Linked DNA regions of Homo sapiens: regions 1 and 3 are each linked to region 2. A link is a contact called in ENCODE Hi-C or POLR2A ChIA-PET data. All regions are on one chromosome and are shown on one strand. The core of a region is the stretch at or near the end of the contact, and the rest is flanking DNA. Distances in the headings are between cores, read along the strand shown. Region 1 overlaps ARHGAP18 (Rho GTPase activating protein 18). Region 2 holds the start of RPS12 (ribosomal protein S12). Region 3 holds the start of MAP3K5 (mitogen-activated protein kinase kinase kinase 5).

Region 1 (3,440 bases), core at 289-2,788, 3.1 Mb before region 2:
AATAAACTAAAACCCTAGAGACACAAAGCAACATTCTTATGTCCCAAAGCATCATCACATAATTAGCAAACATTTATTGACTGTCCACAGCCTGCCTGGCATTAACTAGATGTTGAGATTCAGGAATAAAGAAAACAACATGTTTAATGCCTTGATGAGTTTATAGTCTAAGATGGATAGAGTAACTGGACACACAGCTGAGAATAAACAAGGGACTGAACAATAAAACACAATAAGAATTTTTTTGAGAAAACTGCACACATAATGCATTTTAATCAAGGTAAACCATATAATACATTTTAATCAAAAGACATAGCTTGATAATATTACTATATTCTATTGATTGTTCTATTTCTTTCTTTCTCGTTCTGTTTCTCCTTTCTGTTTTTACCACCATGGTTATTCACAGACTTATATACTTCAGGAAAAAAAAAGTGAGAAATGTGTTTTGTTTTTTCTTTTTTTTTTTTTGTTTTTTTTTTTGTTTTTTTTGAGACGGAGTCTCGCTGTGTCACCCAGGCTGGACTGCAGTGGCGTGATCTCGGCTCACTGCAAGCTCCACCTCCCAGGTTCACACCATTCTCCTGCCTCAGCCTCCCGAGTAGCTGGGACTACAGGCACTCGCCACCACGCCCGGCTAACTTTTTGTATTTTTAGTAGAGACCGGGTTTCACCATGTTAGCCAGGATGGTCTCGATATCCTGACCTCGTGATCTGCCCAATTCAGCCTCCCAAAGTGCTGGGATTACAGGCGTGAGCCACCACGCCCGGCCTTGTTTTTTCTTTTAATTTGAGGTGGAAGGAACCAGCACAGGGTTGTTGGTTTTTTTATCTGCCAAGTACGGGCTTTTTTTCCCGTAGAAATGAAAAACTATATCTACTTGCATTAGCTTCATTTCATTAAAACATTGATCACACGTTAATAATTTGTGATCAAATTCATTTACGTATAAACAACCAATATCAGATCCTTTCATATTTTGATTAGCAGTATGAATTACAGAGCGGAATGATAACAAGTCAGAGAAGAAAAAAGCCCTGATGAGTCAAAAATGTAATGGAAAATAGAGGTTGGAGATGGCAAAATCTTTCCTTATTTCACAATTTTCTCTGGGGCCAGCCCAATTTACCTTTCACAACAATGCAATAACAAAGCAGCAAGGTGTATCTCTGCCTTGCACAAAGTGGATATGGTGAATGAGAACACCATCAAGAATCATAAAATGATGTGGGCATACCTGGAAAGTAACGTGGAGGTGTAACCACGGCGGGGGGGAGTTCTGCTAAGAAAGGAAAGGTGAGAAAACACTTGGGAGAAAATGGCTTTTGAAAATGTGAATTGAAAAGAGAAGGAGCTCAAAGCCAAGAAACTGACACTGACAGCGCGAGATGATTGAAGTGCAGATTAGGATTGAGTTGGGGCGTTGAAAAATAAAGTACAGATCTGAAAAATCTTGGAGAGAAAAAAATAACAAAGCTTAGTAAGAGCTCCTTGAGCAGGCCTGGGGAGAGAGATGTCAGTGATGACTCAGATGTCAGGAGTGGCAAGGCAGGCCAGCTGCAGGACTGCCAGTGACAGGAGGAAGTAGGAGAGGAAATGATGCATGCGATAGCTAAGAAACACTATAAATGGCTACATATCTGTGGTTTCTCCAGCAAAAATGCATGTGCAAAACGTTCTGTATTCAGTACCCTAGTTAAAATATAACTGTGGGGAGAGCAACAGATTAACTACACAAACTGTTGCTTTAAGATAGCATGCCTAGGAATGTGCATGGGAAAAAAATACTGAGGCAAAATAAAATTCAATTGTGGTTAGCTCTAGAGTAGTATTATATTAATAATATAAGTGACTTTTGCCTCCTCTTTTGTGCTGCTATTTTTCTAAATTTTCTCTATTGAGAATGTTGTCTTGTAGGGCAAAGTTTTGAAAGTTCCTAAGTGAACATGTTAGAATGCTGTGTGTTAGTTTGTAAATTTCATGGAAACACATACACACCAGAACGCATCCACCAACATTAGGTGTCATGGAGCCTGCGGCACACAGAGGGTCCTCCAAAACAGCATTAATATATCCGTAGAAGTCCATGGGAATCATCGTAGTTGGCCATCTGGTGACTTTCACGTGTTTAGCATATAATCAGAAGTACACAGATTGACCATACTTTACCCAAATCATGAAAGCCAAGAAATTTGTCTAATAAATAAATTACTTAACCCGAAGCCTAATACTACCCCAAGGAATTTTTCAGTAAGATCTGTGAAATGCCCTCTAGAATCAGAGAAGATATCAGCACTAAGATATTTGAGTATTAAATACAGTGTTTCATGATCCTAGAAAAGTGGAATGGGTACTTCCAAAGTAAACTGGGCAAATCCAATATGCAAGGTCACTGAAATAGAGAAACGTCATTACTGCTTTCTCAGACTCCGGCGGTGGACACTGGACACAGCGTAGTAATTAACAGGACAGCCTCTGGAACCAGGCTGCCAGGGTTTCAAAGCAGCTCCACCACATTCCTAGCATGTCACCTTGAGCAAGTTTTCTTCACTTTTGGGCCTCGGTTTCCCCAACTATAAAATAGAGACCATAACTATACCTACTCTCATAGAATCATGAAATATAGGGCTGGGCACAGTGGCTCACATGTGTAATCCCAGTACTTTGGGAGACCGAGGTGGGCGGATCAATTGAGGTCAAGAGTTCAAGACCAGCCTGGCCAACATGGTAAAAACTCATCTCTACTAAAAATGCAAAAATTAGCCAGGCATGGTGGCAGGCACCTGTAATCCCAGCTACTTGGGAGGCTGAGCTAGGAGAATCACTTAAACCTGGGAGCCAGGGGTTGCAGTGAGCTGAGATCACACCACTGCACTCCACCCTGGGCCAACAGAGCAAGACTCCGTCTAAAAAAAAAAAATTGTGAAATATAAATGAGTCAATATTCAAATATAGGATATTATAAAGCACACAATACCAGGCAAATTGAAGGTACTGTATAAAGGTTATTGTTACATATTTTTCATTAAAAAGAGATGTCAAAAAAGCCCAGCCTTCTCAAAAATTCTATTCAGACTTAAATGCAACCATTAAATGTGCTGATCACGGTGATCACTTGATAGTTTTTTCCATATTCAAAAATACAAGGCAGCTTTTTTTTTTCCTCTCCCACTTCCTCTTATTTTCCCCTCTGATCTACACACAAAAATGAATTTAGTTAATACTTGAGTTCCCAGAAGTGAGAAGTCCAGATGGTTTTCTCCCTACTCAAGCCCTCCTCTAGGAAACGAAGAAGTCTTTTTGCAACAACCCTGCCTGTATGTTGGCAACAACTTTCAAAATCAAAAGCAAGTTGACCCCACTGTAAAAGAAAAATGCTTCTTCAGCCCTTACATTGCCGGGGGCGGGCGGAGGGGCAGAAAAATCAGAAAAGAAAAGG
Region 2 (3,222 bases), core at 263-2,762:
CTCGTTTTTTTTTTTTTTTTAAATCAAAAGCTCAATAAACATTTGCATGAGTTACTGACAGAGAAGCAGCTTCAACGCTTTAAAAATGAAACTGAAACCAGCGGAAAATCTAAAACTGAACTCTATCAGTAAACTGAACTCTATCAGTTTATTAACATTACAGCAGGTCTCTGTTCTGGTGAACTCCCTGGTGCTCTTACTGCGTTACCCATTTTTGTTTTTTTCGCTGCACTCACCAGTCTAACAGTATCTGCCCACTGGATTCACAGCGCTGGCACGTGCCAAGCGCCTAATAATTGCTCACTGGTTTGGCGGCTGACTACCCAGGAGAGGAAATTAAACACAAAGGCAGTATTGATCATATTCAGTAGTGTTTCGTGCGTTTGGTTTGGAAGTGGGGATTGGGGAATGGCCAATCACTTCCAAATTTAAAATATTGCTTCCTGGAAGAAAATGGACTCCTCAAAGACTGGATATTTCATGTCTGTAGTCCCAGGACCTGGCCCTGCGTCAGGCACATTGTAGGTGTTGAAAATGCACCTGAGGAATTCTGAGTTGCGCGGAACTGTGTATTCCGAGCACAACGCGTCGTTAAAAACCAAACAAAGCAGAACAAACTTCGTTCAGAAGCGACTCCCGCTATACTTAGAAACTAGAATTGACCCCTGGCTGCAGGGTTCCGCTTTACCAACACACCGCAGGGAAAGGGCTTAGAAATAGTGAAAGCGGCCGGGGGCGGCGGGTCACGCCTCTAATCCCAGCATTTTGGGAGGCCGAGGCGGGTGGATCCCCTGAGGTCAGGAGTTCGAGACCAGCCTGGCCAACATGGTGAAATCCCGTCTTTACTAAAAATACAAAAAATTAGCCAGGGTGGTGGCAGGCGCCTGCAATCCCGGCTACTCGGGAGGCTGAGGCAGGAGAATCGCTTGAAACCGGGAGCCGGAGGTCGCAGTAAGCTGAGATCGCGCCATTGCACTCCAGCCTGGAAGAGTGAAAGCATGTAGGCTCTCGTTTCATGAAGACAAAGATGAGGATCACACCCACAACGACACAAACATGGTCTCTCAGGGTGACTTAGAAGCGAAGGAACAAAGTGCGCTGCCTGGGGAGGCTGGGTCTTGTAGAAGCAACAGGAAAGTAGAACGTGGTGTGGAAAGGGTTAAAACTGGCGCTCGGCGGGATACAGGGCTCTAGGTGCCTTAAAGAACACGCGGACACACTTGTTTGGCTTCTGTCGCGCTCCGTAGAATGAGTTCCCTGGGCCTCGGTGGGCCACGCCTCCGCAAAGAAGGACAACGCGAAGCTGCCCGCGTAGTGCCTGTTGCACTCGCCAAGGACCGGCCTGGCAGAGATAGAAAACTCGCAGTACGTTTGCCTCAGAACCGCCTCAATCCGGAAACAGAAACTCCCCAGGCCCGGCACTGCGGGAGCCACCTCTTTCGAGGGTGGGAGTGCACATGCGCACAGGGGACCTGAAAAACCCTTAAATACCGGCATGCGTGCGGATGAGGCCTCTTTCCCTGCCGCCGCCGAGTCGCGCGGAGGCGGAGGCTTGGGGTAAGTTGAGCGAGGCGGCAGGGGGGTGTATTGGTTATAATTTGTGGCTCGTTGCGTTCTTGCTGGGATTCGTGACGAGTATCTGGTTCTTTAACAAGTCAATGCTTTTGTTTTTTAGTGCGTTCAAGATTCAACTTCACCCGTAACCCACCGCCATGGCCGAGGAAGGGTGAGCCCAGGGGCCGGGGTTGGAGTTGGGGTCGGGGTGCGGCTGAGGCGTGGGGCTAGAGCTGGCGGAACAGGACTGGGTCAAACGGGTCGCCGTAAGCGCGTCTGTTGTACACTTAGCTTTTGCTGAGTGCAAGGCCTTATGTGGTGTGAGGATTTTAACTGATGGTTCTGATGTGTCGCGTTTAAGCATTGCTGCTGGAGGTGTAATGGACGTTAATACTGCTTTACAAGAGGTTCTGAAGACTGCCCTCATCCACGATGGCCTAGCACGTGGAATTCGCGAAGCTGCCAAAGCCTTAGACAAGTACGTGTATCAGTCTCAATACTGTGGGTTCTTGCAACCGGAACAAAACTGCCACCCAAGGGAAGAAGGCATGGAGTTCATGGTGTTAGCGCAAAAGTTCTGAATGGCATCCGTCCTACCGGAAACCTAGGAAAAGGTATCAGAACTCAGATCTATAAAGCCCACTTAAAATGTGTGGGTTGCTGTTTGGAATGGGGATAAGCACTCAAAACTACAGTGTTTGAATGATGACTTTAATTGTCGGATACCCCTTCACTCCTTTTATGAGTGAAACATAAGAGTCTGACAAACCTGTAGGTTGTGGAGCTAGTCAGTCTTATACTTATCTGGCAGATAGATGAGATGGAGAGCCACATTACATCTGGTAGTTTGCAAAACAAGCATTAATTTAATGGAATTTCAAACTCAGGTTTCAGAAGCATTTGGTCCTAGATGAATTTAGTAGTATAATAGCTGTGATTTATTTGAATTTGGGATATTTGTTAATGTATTTGAATGGATCGAGTTAATGTGTTTTTTAGGGTGGTGGCATTGACAAATCAACCTACTCTTGAGCTGAATTTAAATGCAGTTTTAAGGTTTTACAGGACAAGTTCGTTTTGGTGTAATCTAGCCAGTTCAATCCGATGGAAACGGCATTATTGTTTAATGTATTTAGTAGGTCCTAGTATGAGTCTTCTGTATTTCTATTTCGGCATTATTGCATGGCATTTCATAACTGTTCCATTAATGCCACAGTCTTTTTTTTTTCTTTTTTCTTTTTTTTTTTTGAGACAAAGAGTCTTGCTCTGTCCCCCAGGCTGGAGTGCAGTGGCGCGATCTCATTGCAACCTCTACCTACCAGGTTCAAGCGATTCTTCTGCCTCCCGAGTAGATGGAATTACAGGCACACGCCACCATGCCCAGCTAGTTTTTGTACTTTCAGTAGAAACGGGGTTTCGCCATGTTGGTCTCTGGCTGGTCTGGTACTCCTGACCTCGGGTCATCTGCCCCCCTCGTCTTCCCAAAGTGCTGGGATTACAGGAGTGAGCCATCGTGCCCGGCCTTTCACATGTTTCTTTAGGTATATGAAGCTGGCTTACAAGAAAGCTATTATGGTTGGGTTTTGGCCAGAAGTTTTAAAAATGACTTACACCAATTCAGTGTGTCAGGGACAGAGGTTTTACTGAAGACCAGTTGTAGGTTAATTG
Region 3 (3,618 bases), core at 237-2,736, 4.0 Mb after region 2:
GTGTTTTAGACAATGTTAAATTACAAACTTTCTAGCCCACCATGGTTTATGGGGTAATAAAAAACAGGCCCTGGTTCTTTCACCAAAATCCTTACAAAGATAACACACAAGTTCAGTGTAAGTTGTAATGTTATTGCCTTTGGAAGCACTGTAATTACTTCAAAGTCTGGGTTGGTGAGAGGAAATTCAAGCTACTAAAACTTATCGAAGGTAAGGTGAGTTGGGAAGATCATCACATGGCATGCAAATTAATATAGTTACACTCTGCGTGCATGGTATGTCATCGTTCCCGTACTCTCAAAACTACACAGAGAAAAGGAGAACCTCATCTAAAACGGTCACAGGTATATGCAGAAAGAAAACAGGGACCAAACCTCACAGAAGCGAAACCGAGACACTGAAAGGAGAAAGACTGACTGGGGCAAATATCTCACACTGCTGGAGAACAGTTCAAGTCGATCGCATGGACCCAGGGCTCCAGCGCTGGGCGGTGGGTGGATCCATAGGTCTATCGCACAAGTACACACAGACTCTTGCACAAGCACACACGCTCTCTCCGGAGCGGCGAGCGACAGGAGCAGTCACGCAGCGGCGCTCGCTGCCCCCAAAGTGGGGCAAGAAGTAAATGCTTCCCGCCCAGAAAAATGAAATGCCCCGAAGACCGCCAGATTAAACGCGGGTCCCGACCGCGCGGGATGGGAAAGGGGTCACACACGCACCTGCATTGTAAAAGCGGTCCAGCACGGTGGTTTCTCCAAAGTCGAGTTTCCCAAAATGCAGGGTTTCCAGGGTGGCGCCCACTGTCTCGCACGCCTCCCGCAAGCTCTGCAGGGCCTCGCTCTCGGCCACCACCAGTTGCCCTTGGCTCGCTTCGTTGATCACATATGCCACCGTGGTCCGTCGGCTGCCCCCGCCAACAGAGCTGCCCCGGCCTCGGGTGGCACTGCTCGAGGAGGTGGCCGCCGGACAACCGATGCCAGGGGCAGCGGCGCTCTCCACGTTCCAGAAGCTGCCCGGCGGCGGCGGTGGCAGCTGGTGCTCCTCGCCCTCGCCCACCGCCGCCGCTCCTCCCCTCCTGCAGATGCCGCCCTCGGGGATGGTGCAGAAGCCCGAGGGGGCGAAGGGTGGCACAGAGAAAGTGATGCCCTCGTCCGCCTCCGTGCTCATCTCTCCGGGCCGGGCAGCAACGGCGGCGGCGTCCCCCGCCCAGCCGCACCGCCTGGCCAGCCACAGCTCGGGGCTGCTCCGCGCCCGCCGGGCTAAGCAGCTGCCATCGCGCGCCGCGCCCTCGCCGCCGCGCCGCCGCCTCCTCTCCGGCGCCCTCTCCCCCGAGGGCACGCCGCTGCCCGGCGGCGGCTCGCTCCTCCTCGGCGCCTCCGTGGCCGCGCCGCTCGCCCTCTGCAGAGTTTAGAGTACAAGGGGTGGGGAAGCCGGGTGAGCGGGAAGGGACGGAGCTTCCTTTTCTTGGCCGGCTGACAAGTCGGCTCGCAAACCTGCGCCGCGGTGCAGCTCAAGGGCGCCGCGCTCGGGGTGCAGCCCGCCCTCGCCACCCGCCGCGCCGCGCCGCGCCGCGCCGCGCAGCTCCTTCCGTCCCGGCCGCTCTGGGAGGGGCCAGGAAGGGCGCCCCCTGGGTGCGGAGCTACCTGGCGCGCACCTTACGAGCGGGCTGGCTCCCCAGGCGGCGTCCCGGAACAGCAGCAGCGGCAGCCGAAAGGACCCTCCTCCCTCTTAGGCGGCAGCTCGCCTTCATCGGGTGGATTTCCTCCTCCTTGCCTGGCCTCGTTTCTCTTTCGATCGCCTCCGCCGCGTGGTCCCGGCGCCAGCCTCGTCGTTCCTTGCAGACGCTCTCCCTCTCCACCACCAGCTTCTGGCCACCCACTCGTAGCGGCACCGAGGGTCAGGGCCAGCCCCCAAGGAGGGCGCTGCTAGGAAGCTCGAGCCCGGACTGAACTGACCGCGCTGCGGCCCTGGGACCCCAGCCCTCCTCTGAGTGCTGCGCGTGGCATAGGGTCCCAGTCTTCACCCACCCGGCCCCCACCTACGAAGACCTGGAGCGCAAGCGATTACGGGGTGGCGCAGAAAGTCCCTCGAGGCAATACTCGGTCTTCGGAGTCCGCCCCTGAAGCATTTCCAGTGTTCCCCGCGACTAGGGCGCCCCCCTCCGGGCCTTGGCGGCCTGGTGGACTGGGACCGTGCGCGGCGCTGGCAGGATAGGCTCCGGGAGACCCACGTTGCGCGAGGCAGGAGGTTGTACATAGCGCCCTGGAGCCAGGGCCTGCACTGGAGGTTGCTTCATTAGTGACTGTGGCACTCCAGAAGTGGCTGGCTAAATTGATCAGGTTCTCCCATGTACTTTTCCTTTTAAAATTTCCAGTGGCTCATTCCGTTATCAGTAATGAGTAATTGATTAGTGCCAACTGCCGAAGGACTTAGTATTCTCATTTAGGATCTTAATTCCCCCACAAGCGCCAGATACTTAAGATAGAAGATGGAGTCTCTACCCGACTCCACAAATTATCAACAAGATGAAACAGGGGAATAACGTGACCTATTCTATTTTTTAAACTGCATCACGCGAGGCCGGGAGGGAAATACCCAGATTGTTTAAGAGCAATCAAAAAAAGTACCTGCTTATTTGGGGAGCAAAGAACAGATGTGTAAGTTCCCAGAGAACCCCAGAATGCTGTAATTGTTAGGAAAGCCAGTGCAAGTTACAACTGAGTAAAGAAACAGGTTTTGTACTTCCCATCTCCAGGAACTGAGACTAGTGAGTCCTGTGAAAAAGGCAGAAGAAAATGTAAATTACTTTTTTTTTTTTTTGAGACGGAGTTTCGCTCTTCTTGCCCGGGCTGGAGTGCAATGGCGCGATTTCGACTCCCTGCGACCTCTGCCTCCCGGGTTCAAGCGATTCCCCTGCCTCAGCCTTTCGAATAGCTGGGATTACAGGCATGCGCCACCACACCAGGCTAATTTTGTATTTTTAGTAGAGACGGGAGGGGGAGGGGTGTGGGGTTCACCATGTTGGCCAGGCTGGTCTCTAACTCCTGACCTCAGGTGATATGCCCGCGTCGGCCTCCCAAAGTGCTGGGATTACAGGCGTGAACCACCCAGCCCAGCCATGAATTACATTTCAAACTGGGTAAGAAGGAAGGATAAAATAGCTGAATAGTAAAGAATTAAAGGAAAGTCTGGGCGCAGTGGCTCACGCCTGTAATCCCAACACTTTGGGAGGCCGAGGCGGGCAGATCACTTGAGGTCAGGAGTTCAAGACCAGCCTGGCCAACATGGTGAAACCCCCGTCTCTACTAAAAATACAAAAATTAGCTGGACGTGGTGGCAGCCGCCTGTAATCCCAGCTACTCGAGAGGCTGAGACAGGAGAATCGTTTGAACCCGGGAGGTGGAGGTTGCAGTGAGCCGAGATGGCGACACTGCACTCTAGACTGGGCGACAGAGCGAGACTCCATCTAAAAAAAGAAAAAGAAAAAGAATTAAAGGAAAGAGTTCTTTAATTTTCTCCAAGGTGGGAGGATTGCTTGAGCCCAAGAGTTCAAGATCAGCCTGGACAACATAGTGAGACCCCCATCTTAAAAAAAAATAATAATTAAAGGAAGGAAGG

Evidence for each region. A loop is a pair of places that touch in the nucleus more often than their neighbours do. ChIA-PET counts read pairs that join two places held with the same protein, here RNA polymerase II (POLR2A). Pooled maps may share reads with other maps.
Region 1: a loop to region 2 is called in a map with no recorded cell type, with 13 times the contacts of the local background. The contact joins the enhancer-like site here to the promoter of RPS12 in region 2. A Hi-C loop is called at or near these places in 1 of 168 maps with a recorded cell type or tissue (K562), 1 of 37 single-sample maps with no recorded cell type and 7 of 50 pooled maps. POLR2A ChIA-PET finds 5 or more read pairs at or near these places in 2 of 52 experiments (activated CD4-positive, alpha-beta T cell and activated naive CD4-positive, alpha-beta T cell).
Region 3: a map of naive thymus-derived CD4-positive, alpha-beta T cell shows a loop between it and region 2 (7-fold over the local background). The contact joins the promoter of MAP3K5 here to the promoter of RPS12 in region 2. A Hi-C loop is called at or near these places in 2 of 168 maps with a recorded cell type or tissue (gastrocnemius medialis and naive thymus-derived CD4-positive, alpha-beta T cell) and 6 of 50 pooled maps. POLR2A ChIA-PET finds 5 or more read pairs at or near these places in 1 of 52 experiments (activated CD4-positive, alpha-beta T cell).

What each region holds. Positions count from the first base shown.
Region 1 is chr6:129,682,598-129,686,037 of GRCh38, forward strand. The region is part of intron 1 of ARHGAP18 (Rho GTPase activating protein 18); the gene reads right to left. Among named protein-coding and RNA genes, the nearest start is that of ARHGAP18, 26 kb to the right of the region's middle. RefSeq lists an enhancer at 1,447-1,741. Within about 2 kb of position 1,539, at least 35 of the 41 ENCODE cell types and tissues checked have a DNase peak (open chromatin) inside an H3K27ac peak, as active enhancers do.
Region 2 is chr6:132,813,057-132,816,278 of GRCh38, forward strand. It overlaps RPS12 (ribosomal protein S12), which reads left to right and starts at 1,513. Exons shown (of 6, transcript NM_001016.4): 1 at 1,513-1,557; 2 at 1,676-1,726; 3 at 1,916-2,032. The coding sequence starts at 1,713. It overlaps SNORD101 (small nucleolar RNA, C/D box 101), which reads left to right and starts at 2,251; the gene lies at 2,251-2,323. LOC107986644 (a long non-coding RNA gene) reads right to left here and starts at 1,232. Exons shown (of 3, transcript XR_001744345.3): 1 at 237-1,232. RefSeq lists enhancers at 1-48, 478-1,224, 1,139-1,418, 1,849-1,978.
Region 3 is chr6:136,790,991-136,794,608 of GRCh38, forward strand. It overlaps MAP3K5 (mitogen-activated protein kinase kinase kinase 5), which reads right to left and starts at 1,487. Exons shown (of 30, transcript NM_005923.4): 1 at 720-1,487. The coding sequence starts at 1,167. RefSeq lists enhancers at 237-752, 858-927, 1,718-1,947, 2,058-2,117, 2,488-2,567 and a silencer at 1,058-1,697.